Linked DNA regions of Homo sapiens: regions 1, 2, 4, 5, 6 and 7 are each linked to region 3. Evidence: chromatin contacts called from ENCODE Hi-C or POLR2A ChIA-PET data. All regions are on one chromosome and are shown on one strand. Each heading gives the region's core, a stretch centred on a gene start or an enhancer-like site at or near the end of the contact. The rest is flanking DNA. Distances are from core to core; before and after follow the strand shown. Region 1 overlaps RUNX1 (RUNX family transcription factor 1). Region 2 has its middle 180 kb from the start of RUNX1. Region 3 holds the start of RUNX1 (RUNX family transcription factor 1). Region 4 has its middle 230 kb from the start of RUNX1. Region 5 overlaps RUNX1 (RUNX family transcription factor 1). Region 6 overlaps RUNX1 (RUNX family transcription factor 1). Region 7 has its middle 130 kb from the start of RUNX1.

Region 1 (2,700 bases), core at 32-2,531, 180 kb after region 3:
ATGCCATTTCCATGGAAAACTGAGTTCTATATTCTAAGGACCTGATTTTCAGTCTGACTTTTGAGGGTAGTCCTGGTGCCAGTAGCTTAGGCCTCAAGTCTGCATTTTGCATGTGTGATGTGAGTGCGATTGGATCAAGCAATCTGCAAATACAGGCACTTTGCACACAAGTATATACAGTACGCCGACATCTTAATTCAATTCAGCATGGAGAATCAGGAAATTATGTGCAAGTTGAAGGATTTGTATCCCGTCCAGAAATCCCCAAATAAATTAATTATACAACTCCACTGTCAAAAATAGTGGCAAATGTTTGGGTAAGGAAATGGAAGAGGAGCATAAGCATGAATTTTGGCTGTTAGGTTGTTCCAGTGGAAAAGTGAGAAATCAAAATTAAAAATACTTCATAAAAAATACTCCAAATGCAGACTACTCCTGGAATCCGAGGGTACGTTAATTTTTATACTTAGTTATCCGCAATTAAAATTAGACCCAAAGCCATCTATTGTAAAAGGAGAAATCTCCCTGCAACCTTTCAGGATCTTGTGGGATTTCCTGAATTTGCAAAGAGCAGAACCTGAGCCTTCACTGACTCTCTTGGTTTTTAAAAGCTGCGATGTTTTTCTTTTATTTTTCCTTTCTCACTCTTTGGGCGTTTCAAGACTCTGGGCACAACTGGCTTTCCTGCAGACAAACACAAGAGTGAAAAATGTTGCGATTGTGTTTCCTAAGGACTCTGAGCCCCCAGGGCAGACGGCTCCTTTGTGTCTGCAGCCTTCCTTTGCGTGACAAAGGGCAAGTTTCACATCCCCTGAAACTGTCCCCAAAAGAAGAAGATGACTCATGCTTACAGACCTACACTAAGGAGAGTGACAGGAACAGAGTCTGCTGCAGAGCCAACTCAGGTAGACCGGGGATACCTGCAAACTAGACCTGAGGAGGCCGAGTCACAACAGGAGTCGGGGCTCGCCCGTCAGACACGGGGTGTTATAGGAGGATTCTGCTCTGATGTGGCCTGGATGCACTTTTAAATATGTTCTTCACACCTAGGCAAGAAATGACCCCGAGCTGCATGTCTTTTTGCTTTGTAATCTCCTTGCCACCCTCAGCTCTTTGGGGAGCAGTGTGCACATTTGAAGCAATCCTGAGGTTTAGCCACTTCCCAGATGTGGTGAGGAAGTGGAGAGTGCGCTGGGCCATGCGGAACTGCAGGTTCCAGCCGTGGCTTTATTTGACCACAATTGGCTGTCAGAGTTCACCAGCCCCAGGGCCGCCAACGTCAAGACTAATCAAGCCTAGACCTGGGGCCTCCCCGCTGACTGGCCCTGGGGAGTGTGTCATGGCAGCGAGTGTCCAGGAAGACTCACCCCTTGACCTTCTTCCCAACTAAATAAAGCAGTTAGTATTTTGCCCTGGCATTTGGATGGACACACTGGCGTCGAGGGAGACAACACATGTTGCAGTGAGGAGCACTGGCCTGGCTTGTTTACATAGCATATCAGCCACTCACAGTTGTGCCTTACAAAGGTCGCCAGCTGGCGGGGCAGGAGTGAACTTGAACTTGAAGTTCAAGTTGCGTTTAGGCCTGGTAGCAGCCCCATCACCTGCTGAACACACACACACACACACACACACACACACACACACACACACACACGCACAAAACCCCTCCTCATGTCAGACGTCAGTGCCTACTTCATCCCCAGCTCCTTCTTACGGGATCTGTCACAGCTCTGGTCTTTGTGGAATCACCTTTATCATGTCTTTAATGATCATTCCACTGACATTTACTGAGACCTTTCCCTGTGCTCTGCTTGTATATTCAGCATTCCATTTAACCTGCAGAACAATGCTACGAGATGGAATGACTGTTATTAACCCCCTTTTACAGATGACAAAGCTGAGGCCCCAGAGAGGTCAAGTAACTTGCCTGAGGTCACACAGCTAGCAAGTGGCAGAGCGAGGTTTTGAACCTAAGTAGGTTGCCTTGAGAGTCCACACTGAATGAATCACCACTGTGTTTCCACCTTCATGGGATTTTATATGGAATTCTTCTCTCTCACTGCTTCCAAGCCTACATCAAGACAAACCTCATCTGCCCTGTTGTTTTTTGTTCTCACCTTCTTATTCAGTATGAGTGTCGTTTGGTGCTTCTAATGGTCTTCTAATGGTCCTCCTGGAACCCAAGCCCTGGCTGGAACTGATGCTGCTGTGGTGGTCAGGGTTCAGTGAGCAGGAGGAAGGACTTGGTGTTTACCCCTTGTTTACCCCTTTCCTTGGCTTCCTTCCATGCAGGCCACCCTGTGACCCCGTGGTGGCCCCCTCTGGAACCAAGAGCTGCCGACTTCCAGCAGCACACACAGGATCAGTGCTGGGGCCATCTGTGCACTGACCAAAGCCTCTGCTGGCCTCACCAGACCAAGGCCAGTGAGTGCTTCAGGGAGCCTTGGATCCTCCAGGCTGCCAACAGAAACACCGGCCCTCTCGGCAGCAGCCCCATCCTTCCACCCCTGCACTGGGTCCTGAAAAGCCCATTTTGGGGCCGTTGCTATTTAGCCAACCTGCCCTCCCTTGCTCTCCTGTGATTTCTCACTATTCCGGCTGCAGCTCGCTGGGAGAAACACTTGAGAGTCTTTTGTGCTCCACACCCATGTACTTAAAATACCAGGCCTATAGGTCATTTCAATGAGGGAATTTGGC
Region 2 (2,881 bases), core at 127-2,626, 180 kb before region 3:
GAGGTATTTTTAGAAGAAACTTTTCTCTGTGTTAAGAAATACAGCCAAGCAGTTGAGAAAAGATTTTTAATAAAGATCTGTTGAAGTCACTTTGCGTGTGAGTGGCCTCTTGATTCTTATCTGATTATTAGGGCTAAATGCACAGTCCCTCATGTCAATGCAGGCAATTATGAAACAAAACCAAAGTTTCATTCATCAGCATTGCGTTCTGGCCACCAATGTCATTTCTTCTTTTTGTGACATGGAAGTCATACATTAATTTTATGCCCTCTTTAGCTGGTTTTCGTTCTTTCCATGGTGGTAGATGATATAACTAGTTACATGTCTTGAATAATTAGGAGCAGGTATAACATAATCTACTGAAGACCTTTTCCACATCCTATATTATCAATAAAAATGATTAAATTGGGCCTATAAAATGATAGGGTATATATCCACATTACTTTGTTTTTTGTTTGCTTGTTTTACTTATAAAAGGTAGGTGACACCGAAGTCAGATATTTGTATGTATTCTCAGCAGCAAATTTTCCTCCAAAGCTTTAGATAATAGGAATGTATTTTGAAAAAGGCTGCAACTGAATGATTGAAAATAAGAAAGGATAAATAAATTGGACAAAAAAATAAATCTGGTTAAATAATACTTTAGTTTCAGTGGAAGACAAAAGCAATAAGGGATTGAATTTACAGGATATAAACTAATTAGGAGAGGTTTTGCTTGTAGATGGAATTATTGAAAAAGACTTAGCTTCCTTTAATGAAAATCATCATCATCATTTTTAAGAGATTACAGGCTATGGAAAGATTGACAGTTAAACAAAGTGTATTAATGTGAATAAATAGGTCACTCACTGACCATCACTGAGCCACTCTGAGCAGCAATACTTTATAAACCAATATCTTAAATAGACCTGTATTGGTTAAAAAAAGTATTTAGTTAGAATGATTAACAACCAGATATTAATGATTCAATAGATGTCATTCTTATTATTGCCAGAGAAGGGTCTAAGCTCTATCTTAGGAATCAACAACCTTTGAAGTGGTCTTTTTCTTCCAGGCTTAAAACCATTGCCTTGACCTGGTTGGGCCATTGGCGAGAATGCCATGAAAACCTTAGATGTGCCGGATCCCTGACACCAATGTCCTGACCACTTCCTAACTCAGAAAATTACATTCTGATTATCGATGCTCTCTTCTCGTGGCTGTATTTTTACAAGATTAATGACGCTGGTTGGAATCTCATTTCCCCTTAGAATTAATGCTGCAAAATTAATGAGCCACCTGGTCACGTTTCAAAGGGTAAATAAATGACCATTCTTCTTATGGGTCAGGGTCAGGGATGACTCCTCTGTGACTCACAAGCCAGGAATGAACACAAGTGATTAGACTCGTGGGCCGAGAAGCCAACGGCAGTCATGAGGGTGCCCGGCAAGAGTAGTTGAAGAAGGAGCTTATCATCGTTCTCCAATCTAGTCAATAGTCTGGGTTTTCCAGGACTCTTTAGAGTTAAAGTTGCTAAGAAAAGGCAGCACACATAGCTCTGTGAGCCTCCTTGCTTTCTCAGGGTGTATGCTCTTGTGTGCATGTACACACATAAATACACACACACACACACACACATACACACACACACACAATATACATTCCATTCATGCAGGAGGTGTATTTTCCAAACTTAGCATAAGACCTAGCACCTGCTATGTGTTCAATATATGTTTGAGGAAAGAGTGGAAAAGGGAAGGAGAGAAGGAAGGGGGGAGGTAAGAACAGAGAAAGAGGAAAAAAAGGACAATTTTCTCACTGAAAAGCTTGTGAGGACTTGACCTTAAAAATCAAAACAAGGATGCAAGGTTTTCAAATCCTAATACTGTTGCAGGTTATTGTTCTCAACCCCGGGATCATCCAAAAGTGACAAAATTCCTAAGAGACGTTTTGGTGCCCTGAATGAAGTTCCCTGAGAGATTGCATCCAGAAATCTATATTTTTATGAAGTTCTCAGGTGAATGTAGCATTTCTCTTTGGGAACTGTGGGAACCTTTTGCTGAATTCATACCTGACTTAACCTATATTGTTGGTGCCCCATTTTTAATTTGCTCTTCAATTGGGACAGAGATTTCAAAAGGTAGAAAATGCCACAGAGACTATTGTTATACAGCTTTGCAAATGGAAGTCTAGAGATGCAAAAGCAATGTGATAAACCTCAAACAACACGGTCTAGCCTAGGACCCTTGCTTTCCCATAGTGGTCCTGAGATTTGTCAACAATGCTATATCATGTGCCCAAGCATATTTTCCAGGCTCAAGGTTGCATTCAGAACAGTTCAGTTTCTCTTAACTTGTCGGGAGACAACAGTGCCTCGTACTTAAAGGTGATGGCCCCAGAGTCAGCTGGCCCATGTTTGAATCCTGCCTCCACATTTAAATCCAATAGCTATTAACGTCTTGAGCAAATGCTTAACCCTGTGCCTGGGTTTTCTCACTTGTAAAATGGGCTACAAGTGTGATACTTGTACAATGAGAGAGAAGGAGGTAGAATCTGTCTCACAATACAGATTCATCAGTTACTATATTAAGTAAGTACTTAGTAGAGTCTTCAAAATGGAGCTATTCTTATATATCTAATTTCTTATATATTTTACTATGTATAGAATATCTTATATTTGTATATTTCTTAAATTCGGTATTTCTTAGCAACTTCAGCACAAAACTTGCAGACTGTGATGACTCATTTGGCACTGAGATGAATACAGGTCACACCTGGACAGCAGAGCTGCAGATGGAGCTGGCTGGCTGTCTATAGCCTTCTTCTCAGTCCTTAAACTTCCTGGTGAACAAGAATCACCCAGAGAGCTTGTTAAATATGCACACCGCTAGGCCTCATTCTC
Region 3 (2,721 bases), core at 33-2,532:
GACTGGCATTTACAACCCATCATCACACAGGTTCTCTTGACCCTATGTGTCGAAATTTCACGTGCGCAGAGTGCTATGGCGGATGTAGGCAGAGCAGAGCCAAATGAATAAGGTAGTAAATCAGGAAAATAAGCCTTTCTTCATCTTGGAACTACAAAACAAAATGACGTTTTAGTTGTCAGCAGGTAAAGCCAGTGGGGCCGGAAAATGAAATACGTGTGACCACAGTGGTTTGCCCACTTACAAAATTATCCTGTTTTTAGCATCTTCAAACAGGCATGTCTTTCTAAGGTAGAGGACGCGCTATATAATATTCATTAGTCAGCCCCAGGAGAAGTGTCTCCTCCTGGTTCCCCTTCTATTGTGGCATCCTCATGTGCTCAAAGTGTAGTTTTACCTACAGGTGTAAATTAGCCTATTGATTTGAATTGAACTAGAGAAAGGCAATACAGGGAGCTTTCCCAAGTGACAATACAAATAAACATCTGCAGAGTAACCACTGCTTTGTCCCAAATACAGAAATTCTCTCTGCTTTGTTTTCCTTTAGCTTCCTAATTTGTGTGTGTGTGTGTGTGTGTGTGTGTGTGTGTGTGTGTGTTAAGACTGTACTATGATTTTATCTCTTTACTGAAAGAGATACATACTAAAGTTGTCCATTTAGGGGGAATAAAACCACATAATTTTGGTTTCATTAAAACAGTCCTTTTATTTCAAAAGTAAAATTCTTTCCCTTTCCCAGGCTTTAAAATACCTGTGAGTTGCCAGCCCGTTGTAGGGGTCAGACTCTCACCAAAACATTTCTTTTTATTTATTTTTCCCTTTTATAGTTTCACTTATGCCATGATAGACGTTACCAAGGACTTAACTCTCCCGGAGCTGATGCCTAGCATTTTAAATGATGGGATCCACATCCTGTCGGAGCAGCGGCTTGATGCCAGCGTTGAATTACTATTGAATAAGCAGCAATGAAATCTTTATCAAAATAATCAGTAGTTCCAAAAACCACAAATAACAACAGGAGCCGAGTTGTACTAAATCAGCAAAGACCATTGAGATATAATAAGTGACTGAGTCACTTTTTTCTACATCCCCCCCTCTTGCAAAGTCTACTCGGCTATTTTCTTGCACAGCCTGGGGGAGGGCAGGTGGAGGGAAGGAAGGGCATTGCTCAGAAAAGAAAAAAAAAAATTGACATCACTTAAGTCACATGATTGGCAAGAACCAATTGAGATGGGCTGTGGAAAGGGGAACAGTTAAATTTGTAATTTGGGTTGTGTGAAAACTTCTTTGGGCCTCATAAACAACCACAGAACCACAAGTTGGGTAGCCTGGCAGTGTCAGAAGTCTGAACCCAGCATAGTGGTCAGCAGGCAGGACGAATCACACTGAATGCAAACCACAGGGTTTCGCAGCGTGGTGAGCATCACCAACCCACAGCCAAGGCGGCGCTGGCTTTTTTTTTTTTTTTAATCTTTAACAATTTGAATATTTGTTTTTACAAAGGTGCATTTTTTAATAGGGCTTGGGGAGTCCCAGAGGTATCCAGCAGAGGGGAGAAGAAAGAGAGATGTAGGGCTAGAGGGGTGAGGCTGAAACAGTGACCTGTCTTGGTTTTCGCTCCGAAGGTAAAAGAAATCATTGAGTCCCCCGCCTTCAGAAGAGGGTGCATTTTCAGGAGGAAGCGATGGCTTCAGACAGCATATTTGAGTCATTTCCTTCGTACCCACAGTGCTTCATGAGAGGTGAGTACATGCTGGTCTTGTAATATCTACTTTTGCTCAGCTTTGCCTGTAATGAAATGGCAGCTTGTTTCACCTCGGTGCAGAGATGCCTCGGTGCCTGCCAGTTCCCTGTCTTGTTTGTGAGAGGAATTCAAACTGAGGCATATGATTACAAGTCTATTGGATTACTTACTAATCAGATGGAAGCTCTTCAGAAATGTTTTAATAAATACTTAGTTATGCTGTTGGAGTGTTCAGTCGGTGCGTGAGAACTTTGTCAAGTGCGAGTAAGTTGTGCTGGTCTTGTTTAAAGGCTTAGAGATTATGAAGCTTGCACGAAGCTCCCTGGGTTTTATTTTGCTGTCCCTTGCCCGGAATGCCTGTGTCTGAGTTATCCTTAACTCGGCATGCTGTGTGGCCCAGAATGCAGCCTGCCCTGGGGCTTAGCAGGCACATGCACAGAGCCAGCCAGGAGGGCTGGTGCCAGTGTGGGGCAGGAGGCGGAGGCTCTCAGATAGCCTTGCACCAGCCTGGGGACTTCAGGGCCAAAGTGGCAAGGCAGCTGTCTCTATAAGGCAGAGAGTACAGGAGACTGACAGACTTGGTTAGGTTAAAATCATCAGCATGGGGCTGTGCTGTGTTTTTCCTTGTAGCCTCAATGCAAAGAGACAACCAGCATCTTTCAAGAGAGAAAGGAAGCAAATTGTGGCATACCGAGGTCTCTCTGGAAAAGGGCAATAGAGAAGTTTCCCGAGTTAAGCATTCTCGCAGCTTAAGTCGTTAGATTACAGGCTTATGAATAGGAACAGCCAGGGTGGAAAACCTGTCTCCATTTTTGAAACCAGCCTCTTGAAATGGACAAAGCTGTGGTTGAGCTGTGAGTGTGTGAGTATGTGTGTGCATGTGCGTCTTGTGTATCTTTCGTGGTAAAAGAGGGCTGTGCTTAAACAAACAAAAATAATAACATAAAATGTCTCAAAGGCATTGCCGTGTGCGTCGG
Region 4 (2,989 bases), core at 357-2,856, 230 kb before region 3:
GTCTGTAGTCCCAGCTACTCAGGAGTCTGAGGCATGAGAATCACTTGAATCCGGGAGGCGGATGTTGCAGTGAGCTGAGGTTGCACCACTACACTTCAACCTAGGTGACAGAGGGAGACTCTGTCTCAAAAAAAAAAAAAAAAAAAAGACAGTGCTGTTAAACACAACTAGTAGTCACTGCATTTTTTCCGCCATCCATGTACAGTTAAAAAAAATCAGTTTCATTAAATTATGTCCTCCATGAAGCAATAAAAAAATTAATGCTATTAAATCTCATCCCTTGAGTACACATCTTTTTAATATTTTATATAACCAGACAGGAAGTATGCATAAACCACCTCTGCTACATACTGGACCACAGTGGTTGTCTGAAGAAGCAGAAGCAAGTTGTGAGTATTCTGAACTAGCCTCTTTTTCATAAAACACCACTCTTATTTGAAAAATAACTGACGTACAAACTATAGTTATTCAAACGTAGGTGTTATGGAGATATTTTCTTGAAAATGATTAAAGCAAGCCTGTCACTTCAAGAAAAACAGCTGAGAACATTTGTTGCTAATGATAAAATTTGAATTTTCAACAAAAATAAGAATTTTAGAAATTTGTTTCCACCCCTGTGAACTTACTTCCAAGTGCTTACAGACATTTCTGATGACATGGATAGTGATATTAACAAATGTGATTTTTTAAAATATTGAGTAATGAAATGTGTCAACATTTGAAAGATCTACATAACTTAGTGAACTGATAGTTTCCAAGTGGCCAATACATAATGTTACAAAAACATACATGAGTAAAAGATCTATTCAAAGCATGAGATGGATAAATTAAGTTTAATATATCAAAGTATGAAAATTCATTGCTATAGTTTGAAATTCCATATGGCAACTAAACATTAAGAAGTAGGATTTTTTTCAAAGAATAATTCCACAATAATCTGAAATGGCGATTAATATACCTTGCATTTTTGAACTATTAATAAATATGTGTGTGAAGCTGGATTTTCTTCATGTACTTCAACCAAAACAGCAGATTGAAACAGACTGAATGCAGATGCAGATATAAAAATTTAACTTTCTATCAAACTAGACATTGAAGAGATTTCCAAAAAATATTTTTTTTAAAAAGTCACTCCTTACATATTGTTTTGGACAATGTAATTATTTCCCAGAAATGTATCCCTTAAGTTAACATGTAATGGATTTAACATTGATCTTATAAGAATGAATTAATAAATATTTTTACATGTCTCAATTTTAATTTATAAATATAGTAACTACTGATAAATATATAACCCCTGTAAACCAACAAAAGTTATCTGGGGCCTTAATAATTCTTAATATTGCAAAGGTGTCCTGAAATAAAAAAAAGTTTGACAACTTACTCGTCACTCCCACAAGTTTTCTCATTTATGATTAAAGGGAAGCTTTGAGTATTTATCAAATTCTTTTCTCTCTCCACAAGCTTAGCTTTCAAGACTGTTGTCTCGTCTGAGCTTAACAAATCTAGTCTGCTCCTCAAAGCTGAACAAAGTTGTCTTTGTTTTAGGCAGTATCTGCCTTCCCCTGAAGCAATAAATGCCTCTGATTCAATCTGTGGGGAGCCACAGGGCAAAATGATTTGCAAGGAATAAAAAAACTACATTGGTTTACCATATGAAAAATATTATCGTCATTACATGGTATTAAATGGGATTTGTATCTTTAGTAACTGGCAGAGTACCTTGCAGAGAATAGCTACTCAATTCTTGTGGTTCCATTCCCCAAATAAGATACCGATCTAAATCTAACCAAGTAAAATAGTATTGAGGTTTTTTTTCCCAGTGCACAAACTATTCTATGCATTAAAAGTGGTCATTTTTAAAAACAACCAATCAAGAAGTATTTGAAATGTACAAGGCACTTAGCTAGCAAGGTGCTAGCTGGGAACGCAAATCCAATTAGAAACAAATACTGTTTTATATGCTCGAGAGCAATAGGTCTCAACCTTGGTTATACATTGGAAACATCTAGGGAGTTTTTTAAAAGTACCAACACCTGGGCTTCAGTCCAATAGATTTTGATTTAAATGGTTTAGGGTGTGTTCTGAACATCAGTATTCTTTAAAATTCCTCAGTGGATCTTAATGGACAACCAAGGTAGAGAACAGTGGATTAAAACTGTAGAGTTTCAAATAAACTCCATTATATTCATTCATTCGCTTGTTCATTTATTTTATAGGTATTTATTGAGCACCTACTATGTTCCAGGAACTCTCATGCTGGGGATATGGCAGTAAACCAAACAAGGCATCTGCTCTCATGAGGCTAACGTTCTAGCAGAGACAGACAGAAACCACAGACATAAGCACATAAATACATGTTATGTCATTGGTGATAAGAACTCTGAAGAGGAAGAAAGCATGTTCGGGGATAGGTGGGTTAAGGTGCTTTTCAAGGGGCCATTCAGAGAGTCTCCTGTCAAAGTGGGCTGAAAACACAGAGAGTGGTGCTGAAAGGAAATCGAGCAGCTACTCGGGGAGGTTCATGCCAGGCCAAGCAAAAGTAAGTCAGAACTCGGCCCTTCTGATGTTCCAGATGCAAGAGGAGGCAATCGCTAGAGTGGTGGTTGAGAGGGAGAGCAGAAGGAGGTGGGCTGAGAGGCACCCTGTCAGGACTTTGCACTTTATCCCGAGCTAGACCATAGGGTGCTAGAGAGTTCTGAGCAGAGCAGTGATATTCTGACACTGGCTTTGAAACATCACATGAAAGAGATTGCAGAGAGCACCACTCAAGGGTAGAAGCAGGAAGATGAGTTAGGAGGGTATTTCAACAATCCAATTGAGAAGGGATAGGGTGAGGGCCAGGGGGTAAATTGAAGGTGGCGAGAAGTGGTTTCAGCCAAGATAGGCTATGGTGGAAGAGCCAGCAGAATTCACTGATGATTTGGATTTGAGAGTAGAAGATAGTGGAGAGCCAAAGCAACTCCAAGGTTTTCTGCCTGAGCAACAC
Region 5 (2,700 bases), core at 1-2,500, 250 kb after region 3:
GCAGAACTTTCCAGTCGACTCTCAAGTAAGCCACTTGAAAACACATTCTTTGCAGCTGAGCTGGGGTGGAAGGTCCAGGAGACTAGAGGTGCATGAAGGAGTTGGCAGAACATTATTGAGTAAAACATGGTTTAAAGGTGACCTATCTCTACTCTGAGTCCCATGCCCATGCACTGATTTTCTTGGATACATAAGAGGCAGAGATTGTGGATGTGAAGGCAGAAGTGGCTTGGAGAAGTAGGTTCCTTAGACATCTAAAGTTGTTCACATTTGGCAAGAAAGGATGGTGACTGAAGGGTTAAGAACAATATAAAAAGCCAAAGTTTTCAACTTTTAGGACTCATTATTCCAAATGAATTCTGGACTAATGGGACTGGTCCATGCGGTGGTGGTAAATTTTCACAGATCACATGGACAGCACACGGGAGTACATGTGGAATGGGAAATAAATACAGCCGCCCCTTGGTATCCATGGAGGACTGGTTCCAGGACCCCCCATGGATACCAAAACCCATGGATGCTCAAGTCCCTCATATAAAATGGTATATTTATATATAACATATATATCCTCCCATGTATTTAAATCATCCCTAGATTACTCGTAATACCTAATAAAATGTAAATGCTATGTAAATACTTGTTATACTGCATTGTTTAGGGAATGACAAGAAGAAAAGTCTGTATATGTCTAATACAGACACAACCATCCTTTTTTTTAATAATATTTTTGATCTACAGTTGGTTAAACAGGTGCAGAACCCACGGATATAGAGAACCGACTGTATACCCCAAATTAGACATTCCAACTAAGCGCTGTTCATACAGAGGCCAGAGGAACAGCGTGAAAAACTCAGGTGTCATGGTTAGCATAATTGTTGTTAATATGAGCTCATTAAGTATTAGTCATTTAACCTATGAGCCCTTTGGGCTTGGCACTCACCTTTGCTCGTGGGCAGGGAAATCAGAGTTACAGAGAAAAATTCCTTTGTTGAAGGCAAAAGAAGAAACTTAGTGTTTGGGGCTTTGAAATTGGAGCTGCACCAAACTGTGAAAATACTTCAGAGAACTTCAGTGTTATGATGCCTGCAAACACACTCGCATGTGTGTTGGGGGAACGGGGCGGGTCTTGCTTTTCAGCTCTTGGGATCAAATTATAGCAGATTAGGGGGCAGGCACAGGGGCAGTGGAGTCATGTCTGCCATTTTAAATGTTGTGTAATGTTGTGTTTTCCAGACAGTTGTGATTACTTCAGGTTTCACCAGATGCCTTAGCTGCTGTTCAGAGCTTCACAGAATGCCTTCTAAGAGCTTCACAACGGCAGTACTATTGACATTTGGGGCCAAATAATTCTTTGTTGGGGGGGGTCTGTCCTGAGCATCGGAGAATATTTAGCAGCATCCTTGGCCTCTAGATGCCAATAGCATCCCCCTCACCCCAGTTAGGACAATAAAAAATGTTTCCAGACATTGCCAAATTTCCCAAGGGGCAAAACTGTCCCCAGGTGAGAACCACTGCCTTCCAGTGTTCTTGGGTGGTACAGTAAAATAGGAAAACCAACTTAAGTGCTTGGTTTTCACATTACTTTTGGCCATTAATGCCAATATTTTCATGGTACATTCTGCTCCAAGGCATTGAGAGTAGCACAGGTATCTTGGCATCTTGTTTAGCTTGTGGTTTCTAGAAGCTTATCCCTCAAGAACAAAGGCACTTGTCAGCTTTTACTGATTGTTCTCAGGGCACCCCTCTGCACACCGGCTACGGTCTTCACCTGAAATAATGCCTGTTCTCCTTCAAATGTTCCTGCTATGGGTCTATCCTTTGGAATTTATTACATAAGTCTTTTGACTTGGTCATCACCCAAGATCAGCACCTTATAGTCCAAGAACCCTAGGGGCCAACTCCTCCAGCTGACTGGTGTTCAGATGGTAGGGTGACTTTTTAAATAAAAGGAATGAGTAACATGTGCACTCCAAAGTCCCATATCACAGTTACATTTGTGAATATCCTGGACTTCAATCACCCAAGGAGTAAGAGAGAACATTTTATGGCATGGGAGTGTGAAGTAGATAAAAACCATGCCTCATTTCAGAACCCAAGAATGATTCTTTTCTTTTTGGAGGGAGGACAGAATTCCAGATGAGCTTTCACAGTGGCATAGAACAGTATGGGAGACTGCTCTTCAATTTGGCAGAACTCCCTCTGAGAAATCAAGCCTGGAGCACAGGCCTGAAAAGTGTTGTCATAAACCTGGAGGCAGGAGGGGGGTGGAATACATAAAAGGAAAGTGGCTGCCTGGCCGACAGCTTTGAGAACCTGACACTGCTCTGTGGCTGCTTTGCCTTTTAATCCAGCCCGACAGCTTTGTGCTCTGCCCCTCTTCCCGGCCCCAGCCCCACCTGGGCTTCCTTCTGCGCTGGGGACTTGGACTCTGTCTGTCTCTCTCTCTCTATCCTTTGCAGACAGACTCCACACCTTGTCTGAAAAGAGTTGTCATCTAGAGGTTTACTTTTTTTTTTCTTTTTCAAAAAAAATTAATGTTTAGCTGCCAACCTGGGCGACAGACAGCATGCATTAATCTGAGTCATGCAAAAGCTCCTTTTAAGGCAGCCATTACCTGCTCAGGTTGTTTAATCCTCTGGGGGCAGTAGGAGGGGCCCTGTAGCGAGGCTGCTTTCATCCATGTCAAGCTGGAGAGCGAAG
Region 6 (2,700 bases), core at 173-2,672, 200 kb after region 3:
AAAGACATCCTTAAACCCACAAAGTACTCAATTGTCCAAGCCCCATTATGGCCAACTTCCCAAAGCTGGCTGGTCAGAGACCTTGGTGTTAATTCCTCAGCCAACTAAAAAAAGATGGTGTGAGTTCTGTTGACTTAATTGTTGGAGTGTTTCTGAGTGGGGCCGCCTCCCTCCTCTGCCTCCTCACAGTATTATGGGCTATTCTGCATTACCTGCCCTACCTATCTTCATAATCTAGCCGCAAACAGCTTTGGTTGACCACACCACTTCCCTATTGAAAGTTAATACTGTTTGACTCATTCTGTGTTACTAACCTGAAGCCAAAGAAAACAAGGCAGAGAATAACTGGCTTGTGTGGAGTTTGGAAAGCTCTTGGAGGCCCTGCTTTCAAAATCCTATACAGTAGCTTTACTATATCTCTCCGCTGCAGCTGCTGAGAAAATGAAGGAAGCAGAAGTGGTTAAAAAAAAAAGTTGGGGGTGGGGAAGAGACTGGGAAGGGAGTGGGGCGGGGTCCCCCTCCGGCTGGGAAAAGACAGGGTAATCTGCGGCAGTTTATGAGGGCTGTCTCCCTGAGCTGAGGTCTTGCTTTCACACACCAGAGTGTTCACACAGAAGAGGGACTGTTGAAGGAGTTAAAAGGAGAGGAAAGTTCAAAACAGTTGTTGAAAAGGCAGCTCTCCTATTGCCTGCGTAACACAGAGGAGCTGGGAGGCTGGTCTCACCAGGCCAGGCAGCCATAGGCAGAGACTCAAGGTAGACAGGCCAGGGGGAAGTTGTGTACCTTTCGAATCGGGAAAGGATTGAGGAGGGGGAATGTTGCCGGACAGAAGGCTGTCCTGGGCGTCCATCCTTGCCCTCCATCCCTGTCTCCATCCCTGGCAAGGATGGAACCTTCCCTTCCTTCATTTCCTAACTGGCTCAAATGTGGTCACCAAGGTGAATAGGAGGCACTAGTGTCTTGGAATAAACAGAACTTTCCCTCCCAATGTTACCTGGCAGACAGTGGGACCAGCATCTTCATCACCATGCTGTGCTCTGTGGGAGTCTAGGCAAACAGCCACTTGCCCATTCAGGTAACTTTAGAAGAGGTCTCCCTCCTCACAGATGCCCTTCTCAGCAGGTGGCTGCTTCTGGCACGTGGACAACAGTGCATAGAAGTGAGCCTGATGCCTGAATGAGGCTGTCATGACACAAACAACCGGAAGCCTTATTTGTGAGGGAGGGTCAACGTTCTGTTCAAAACAACTTGCTGCGGTTGGCTTTTGTACTAGTGAGTACTCAGGAGCTGTGAGTGGCCAGGGTACCCTGTCCTTCTGTACCAGCCAGGACCTGCTCAGCCATCTGTCCAAGGGCTTTGCAAGGCCAGCCTAGAACCTCAGTTGGCGTCTGTGACAGGAGAGAGCGTCAGAGTCAGATGCTGTTCCCCTGCTGTTGGGAAAGTCCCCGAGGCCCAGGGGGCAGGGCTTTTAGAAATAGGAGGGAATTTCCTTCCCTCTTTTTAGAAGTACAGAGGAGGAGAGATCATCCTCCACACTGCTGGATGAGCATTCCAGAATAAATCTAGTCCAGGAAAGGGGCTCACTCATTCATTCATTCACTCACTCACTCATTCATTTATTTGTCCAGCATTTATGGAGGCATCACCCAACCTTGGAAGGGCCCTGCCTTTACCTCGGTCCTGTCCAAACATGCTCAGTGTCTCTGCCCATTATGTATGAGATCTGCTGCTGCGGGAGGGGAACTGAGATTCCTGCAGGGAGGTTAGGAGGCCAGTGTGGAGAGCCTCAGTGCTGGTAACATGCTCACGCAAGCAGTGTGTGTGCGCCTCCTGGATCTTCTTCTCCTGGCCCCCAGGTCTTGCCTGTCTACCCCAGGACTAGCCCTGCTGATGCCTGAACTCCAAAGCCATGTCAGAAGCTCCAGGCAGCGTTCTGTGAGTCAGTGCTCATATCTCCATAGTGCGCCACCCGCCACCAATACTTTCTTTCTCTTCTGCAAGTCGCCTTCTCTTTAGAGTCTGTCCCTGGGCAGGAGCTACTCTGATCAACAAATCCATGTCACTGGTGGTTACCACTCTCTGGTTACTTTTCAGTTACGCTGTAACTGGGGGTTTCCTTGAGATAAGACCTTAACCTAGGGAGGGTTGCTAATATTTGGGATTATAGGCTGGTAGAAGAAGAAAAACCTTGAATTTGGGAGCTGTCTGCACCCTTCTTAAGAAACTGCCTCCACTTCCCCCACAGAGGGCTACCTCTGGTCAAGAGCAAAAGCCAGCAGGTGGCTTCTCTGCCCTGAGCTCAAGTTACCTCCTTAGTCACCAGACAGAAATGGACAGTGAGCCCTGGCGACCGGGGATGGCAGATTTAGATTTTGAGTGCTCTGCTTTTAGGAGAGGCCCGAGTCTCATGTGAGTGGGCGAAAAACTCCACTGCTCGTGGCAATGAGCCCTGGACTCAGGGAGCAGAGTTTTGTTTGGGTTTTTGTCCCGTGAGTCTTGGGCGCATGGTGCAGGGGGGCTGGGGAGGGGCAGGCCTGTGTGCGTCTCTGGCTTGAAGTTGTATTGGTTGTTGATCTTGCCTTGGCGTTGGCCAGCCTTTCCTGTCCATTGACTGTTGCTTGCTACACTTGTCTTGGCCCATGTCCTGAGGGCGATCACAGAACGGTGTGTGTGTGTGAGTGGATGTATGGATGTGTGATG
Region 7 (2,753 bases), core at 140-2,639, 130 kb before region 3:
GGTGGGGGAACAGCAGGTGGATATGCTAGGGGTAAGGACTGAATCAGTCTTCAGCCCTAAAATGTTTTTTTAGAAATGTCCTCTTCAGCATCATGCACTTCTTATAATCTTGCAACCTTCATGTTTTTTCCTATGTAAATACCTGTTGATCTCCCTAGGGACCAGTTTTTATGACCAGGTTTAGTTTGAGGGTAATTGGATTACTTGTGTCATGGACTGCATTTCTAAAAGAAGTATTTTGATAATTTTTCAGATTAATGGCATTTATGTTGAAATATTTTCAACTCTATGAGAAGCCCTAGGGTTTCTCTTATCAGTTTCTTTTAGTTTTTTTTCCAACATTTTTAAATGAAAAATTTCAAACATAAAAATAAAAAGAATTGTACAGAAAATACCCACACCCACCACCTAGAATCTGCAATAATTAGTTTGTTAGATGTGCTTTATTATTATCTAACTGTTCTCTATCCATCTGTCTATCCATCCATCAGCCCATGTTATTTGTGTTGTATTTTGAAGCAAGTTGCAGGCATGAGTACACGTCATCTGTAAACACTTCTATGTGCATATCATTAGCAATAGTTCAATGTTTCTTTGTGTATATTTTTAGGAAAAAAAACTGCCTGAAGTGAAATGCAAAAGTTTTTACAGGTATCATTCTAAACTTTTGACAAATGCATGCATATGTACAATTCAATCTTTGGCAGGATATAGAACAAGCCCATAACTCCAGGTAGTTCTCTCATGCTCCTTCTCAGTCAATTCCCACCCACTTGAAGGTAACATTTATTCCTTTTATTTTTAATTATTCACGAAATGCTGTTTTCCAAATGAAGATTAATTCAGGGTTTACATATATTCTGCTGTTGGAATTTGGAGACAAATCATCTATTACTACCTCGAGTATAGAATCTCAAATAGGAGCCTCACACTTGCCCCTTGTCACACTTGACTCCGTTTGTCCCTTCTCTGAGTGTTTCCTCCACCATGGGCCAATGGTTGATTTGTCTTTTTGTGATGTCCAAAGCTGCTTGAACAAATTTCAGGGAAGTTAAGGCCAACACTCTGTGCTTCCCCTGTTTGGCCTTCACAGCTTCCGTTTTTCAATTGGTGTTCCCCCATTTGGCTTTGGACATGGTCTCATTCTTGGGCACTGCAGTGTACTGGGTGCAGAGACCACTTGTAACAGGCAGACACTGGAGATTTTTCTGCACTCACTCACTGGGGCTTCTTGGCATCATCTGGCATTGCCCATTTGACACGGGGTACTGTAGAGTGATAGGAGCACCTGCTGAAGCTATACTGCACAATGCTCAATTCAGGTCCAAATGTTACTCATATGACACATGCTTCTGACTAAGCTGATTTTCTGTATGTGTCACAGGATGTCATGCAATGGAGTGACCTTTTCCAACATGAGCTGGTACATTCCATTGTAATCAGAGGGTTTTTGTTGGATTTTCTACTTCAGGAATCTGCCAAAGAAAAGTTGTAAGGGTTAAAAAATAAATACATAAAAATAAAAATAAAAAACTATCTGTTGTAGAGTGAGTGCTCCTAGCTCAGTGGAGAAGAAAGATGACTGAGAAGCTGCAAACTTGGGCCCAAGGTATGTATTTGCCATTGAAATGTTCCTGGGCAAAAGCATGAGAAATGGGGTAGGGCATTAATAACCTATGACTTGCTTCAAAACAAGCCTCAAGAGTTTCATCAGCAGATATAGAGGAACTCTTTGAAAAAAGTAAGGAACACAACACAAAGCAAGGTAATCTCAGGCTCCTGTAGAGGCACATTTTCCACAATGGTGGCTCACACACAAAATAATCTCATCCTGTAGTTCCCACCTATAGACTGACAGGTCTCTAGGTTCTTGTTGGATATTCTTGTTGCATAGGTTCTAGGTTATTGTTGGCTATTCCAGGGTATAGGCCAATAATGGTAAAAAACGTTTACTAATATTTCTTGGTTCTTATCATAGTTGTGTGACTCCTAGTAGAAAGCATGTGCAGCCAACATATTGTGGAAATTGGGGAGAATTTAACTAAAGTAAATATTTACAGATATGTAAGCTTGGGAAACTACTAATAAGGAATTATGAAGCAGCCAGCCCAGGAGCGAGCAATCTCTAGGCCTGAAAAAGCGAGGCGGAAACAGTGGGTCCTCCAAGTCTCTAGAGAGGTAGAACTGCAGAGAAGGGAGTCAACTAAGAGCTCTCCACACATCTTCCCACACAACCGAATCCCTAGGGGAACTACAGCAAGGCAGGAGGGAGGGAAATTCTTGTTTGATTTAACAGTGCTAATGGGACATCCAAGAAGATGTTTTTCAGGTAATTGGAACAAAGGTCCAGAGCTCTTTGGAAGAGTTGGAGATCAGAGTTTGAGAGGCATCATATGTAAGCGGAGAGACTGTTGAAGTCATTGGAACGGATAACATTGTTCAGGGAGATGGTAAAGACAAGAGAATAGAAGCCAGAAATGTGGACGAGCAGGAAAAGGGTGGGCAATGTGGGGGAGCCAAGGCCTCAGAAAAGAAGCGCTCCAGAATTGAAGATGTCAAAGGAGAGGGCTTCATTAAGGAAAGAAGAGGGAAAGAAATAAACATCTCCTGAGCTGTTAGCTTGCACAGGCTAGGAGCTGAGACAGCTCATTTAATCTTATTGACATTCACATGAAGGGAGTTGATGTTCACATTTTGCAGAAATTAATAAAAACAATTTAGTTGAGAGAATTTTTACAAAAAGACACACACCA

What was found. A loop is a pair of places that touch in the nucleus more often than their neighbours do. ChIA-PET counts read pairs that join two places held with the same protein, here RNA polymerase II (POLR2A). Pooled maps may share reads with other maps.
Region 1: a loop to region 3 is called in a map of B cell, with 9 times the contacts of the local background. The contact joins the enhancer-like site here to the promoter of RUNX1 in region 3. A Hi-C loop is called at or near these places in 1 of 168 maps with a recorded cell type or tissue (B cell), 28 of 37 single-sample maps with no recorded cell type and 9 of 50 pooled maps. POLR2A ChIA-PET finds 5 or more read pairs at or near these places in 8 of 52 experiments (AG04449, K562, MCF 10A and 5 more).
Region 2: a map of PC-3 shows a loop between it and region 3 (6-fold over the local background). The contact joins the enhancer-like site here to the promoter of RUNX1 in region 3. A Hi-C loop is called at or near these places in 13 of 168 maps with a recorded cell type or tissue (B cell, CD4-positive, alpha-beta T cell, CD4-positive, alpha-beta memory T cell and 7 more), 36 of 37 single-sample maps with no recorded cell type and 20 of 50 pooled maps. POLR2A ChIA-PET finds 5 or more read pairs at or near these places in 12 of 52 experiments (A549, B cell, CD4-positive, alpha-beta T cell and 8 more).
Region 4: a map of MCF 10A shows a loop between it and region 3 (4-fold over the local background). The contact joins the enhancer-like site here to the promoter of RUNX1 in region 3. A Hi-C loop is called at or near these places in 3 of 168 maps with a recorded cell type or tissue (MCF 10A, gastrocnemius medialis and natural killer cell) and 1 of 50 pooled maps. POLR2A ChIA-PET finds 5 or more read pairs at or near these places in 1 of 52 experiments (activated naive CD4-positive, alpha-beta T cell).
Region 5: a loop to region 3 is called in a map of CD14-positive monocyte, with 3 times the contacts of the local background. The contact joins the enhancer-like site here to the promoter of RUNX1 in region 3. A Hi-C loop is called at or near these places in 12 of 168 maps with a recorded cell type or tissue (B cell, CD14-positive monocyte, CD4-positive, alpha-beta memory T cell and 8 more), 28 of 37 single-sample maps with no recorded cell type and 19 of 50 pooled maps. POLR2A ChIA-PET finds 5 or more read pairs at or near these places in 4 of 52 experiments (CD4-positive, alpha-beta memory T cell, activated B cell, activated CD4-positive, alpha-beta memory T cell and 1 more).
Region 6: a pooled map of gastrocnemius medialis shows a loop between it and region 3 (6-fold over the local background). The contact joins the enhancer-like site here to the promoter of RUNX1 in region 3. A Hi-C loop is called at or near these places in 6 of 37 single-sample maps with no recorded cell type and 10 of 50 pooled maps. POLR2A ChIA-PET finds 5 or more read pairs at or near these places in 5 of 52 experiments (K562, MCF 10A, activated CD4-positive, alpha-beta T cell and 2 more).
Region 7: a loop to region 3 is called in a map of mammary epithelial cell, with 4 times the contacts of the local background. The contact joins the enhancer-like site here to the promoter of RUNX1 in region 3. A Hi-C loop is called at or near these places in 3 of 168 maps with a recorded cell type or tissue (B cell, gastrocnemius medialis and mammary epithelial cell), 29 of 37 single-sample maps with no recorded cell type and 9 of 50 pooled maps. POLR2A ChIA-PET finds 5 or more read pairs at or near these places in 6 of 52 experiments (AG04450, GM10248, MCF 10A and 3 more).

Annotation. Positions count from the first base shown.
Region 1 is chr21:34,864,237-34,866,936 of GRCh38, reverse strand. All of the region lies in intron 5 of RUNX1 (RUNX family transcription factor 1), which reads left to right. All of the region lies in intron 1 of RUNX1-AS1 (RUNX1 antisense RNA 1), which reads right to left. Among named protein-coding and RNA genes, the nearest start is that of RUNX1-AS1, 29 kb to the right of the region's middle. RefSeq lists enhancers at 678-957, 998-1,167, 438-1,637. Within about 2 kb of position 1,281, at least 17 of the 41 ENCODE cell types and tissues checked have a DNase peak (open chromatin) inside an H3K27ac peak, as active enhancers do; they include PC-9, where a contact is called at or near this core.
Region 2 is chr21:35,231,211-35,234,091 of GRCh38, reverse strand. No RefSeq gene overlaps it. Among named protein-coding and RNA genes, the nearest start is that of RUNX1, 180 kb to the right of the region's middle. RefSeq lists enhancers at 1-153, 1,266-1,560, 836-2,035. Within about 2 kb of position 1,376, at least 5 of the 41 ENCODE cell types and tissues checked have a DNase peak (open chromatin) inside an H3K27ac peak, as active enhancers do; they include OCI-LY7, PC-3 and endothelial cell of umbilical vein, where a contact is called at or near this core.
Region 3 is chr21:35,047,863-35,050,583 of GRCh38, reverse strand. RUNX1 (RUNX family transcription factor 1) reads left to right here and starts at 1,282. Exons shown (of 9, transcript NM_001754.5): 1 at 1,282-1,416; 2 at 1,626-1,742. The coding sequence starts at 1,685. RefSeq lists enhancers at 1,440-1,559, 1,920-2,059.
Region 4 is chr21:35,274,613-35,277,601 of GRCh38, reverse strand. No RefSeq gene overlaps it. Among named protein-coding and RNA genes, the nearest start is that of RUNX1, 230 kb to the right of the region's middle. RefSeq lists an enhancer at 2,934-2,989. Within about 2 kb of position 1,606, at least 4 of the 41 ENCODE cell types and tissues checked have a DNase peak (open chromatin) inside an H3K27ac peak, as active enhancers do.
Region 5 is chr21:34,796,626-34,799,325 of GRCh38, reverse strand. It overlaps RUNX1 (RUNX family transcription factor 1), which reads left to right. Exons shown (of 9, transcript NM_001754.5): 8 at 1-25. Among named protein-coding and RNA genes, the nearest start is that of RUNX1-AS1, 38 kb to the left of the region's middle. Within about 2 kb of position 1,250, at least 5 of the 41 ENCODE cell types and tissues checked have a DNase peak (open chromatin) inside an H3K27ac peak, as active enhancers do; they include CD14-positive monocyte, where a contact is called at or near this core.
Region 6 is chr21:34,843,498-34,846,197 of GRCh38, reverse strand. The region is part of intron 6 of RUNX1 (RUNX family transcription factor 1); the gene reads left to right. The region is part of intron 1 of RUNX1-AS1 (RUNX1 antisense RNA 1); the gene reads right to left. Among named protein-coding and RNA genes, the nearest start is that of RUNX1-AS1, 8.5 kb to the right of the region's middle. Within about 2 kb of position 1,422, at least 20 of the 41 ENCODE cell types and tissues checked have a DNase peak (open chromatin) inside an H3K27ac peak, as active enhancers do.
Region 7 is chr21:35,177,572-35,180,324 of GRCh38, reverse strand. No RefSeq gene overlaps it. Among named protein-coding and RNA genes, the nearest start is that of RUNX1, 130 kb to the right of the region's middle. Within about 2 kb of position 1,389, at least 2 of the 41 ENCODE cell types and tissues checked have a DNase peak (open chromatin) inside an H3K27ac peak, as active enhancers do; they include mammary epithelial cell, where a contact is called at or near this core.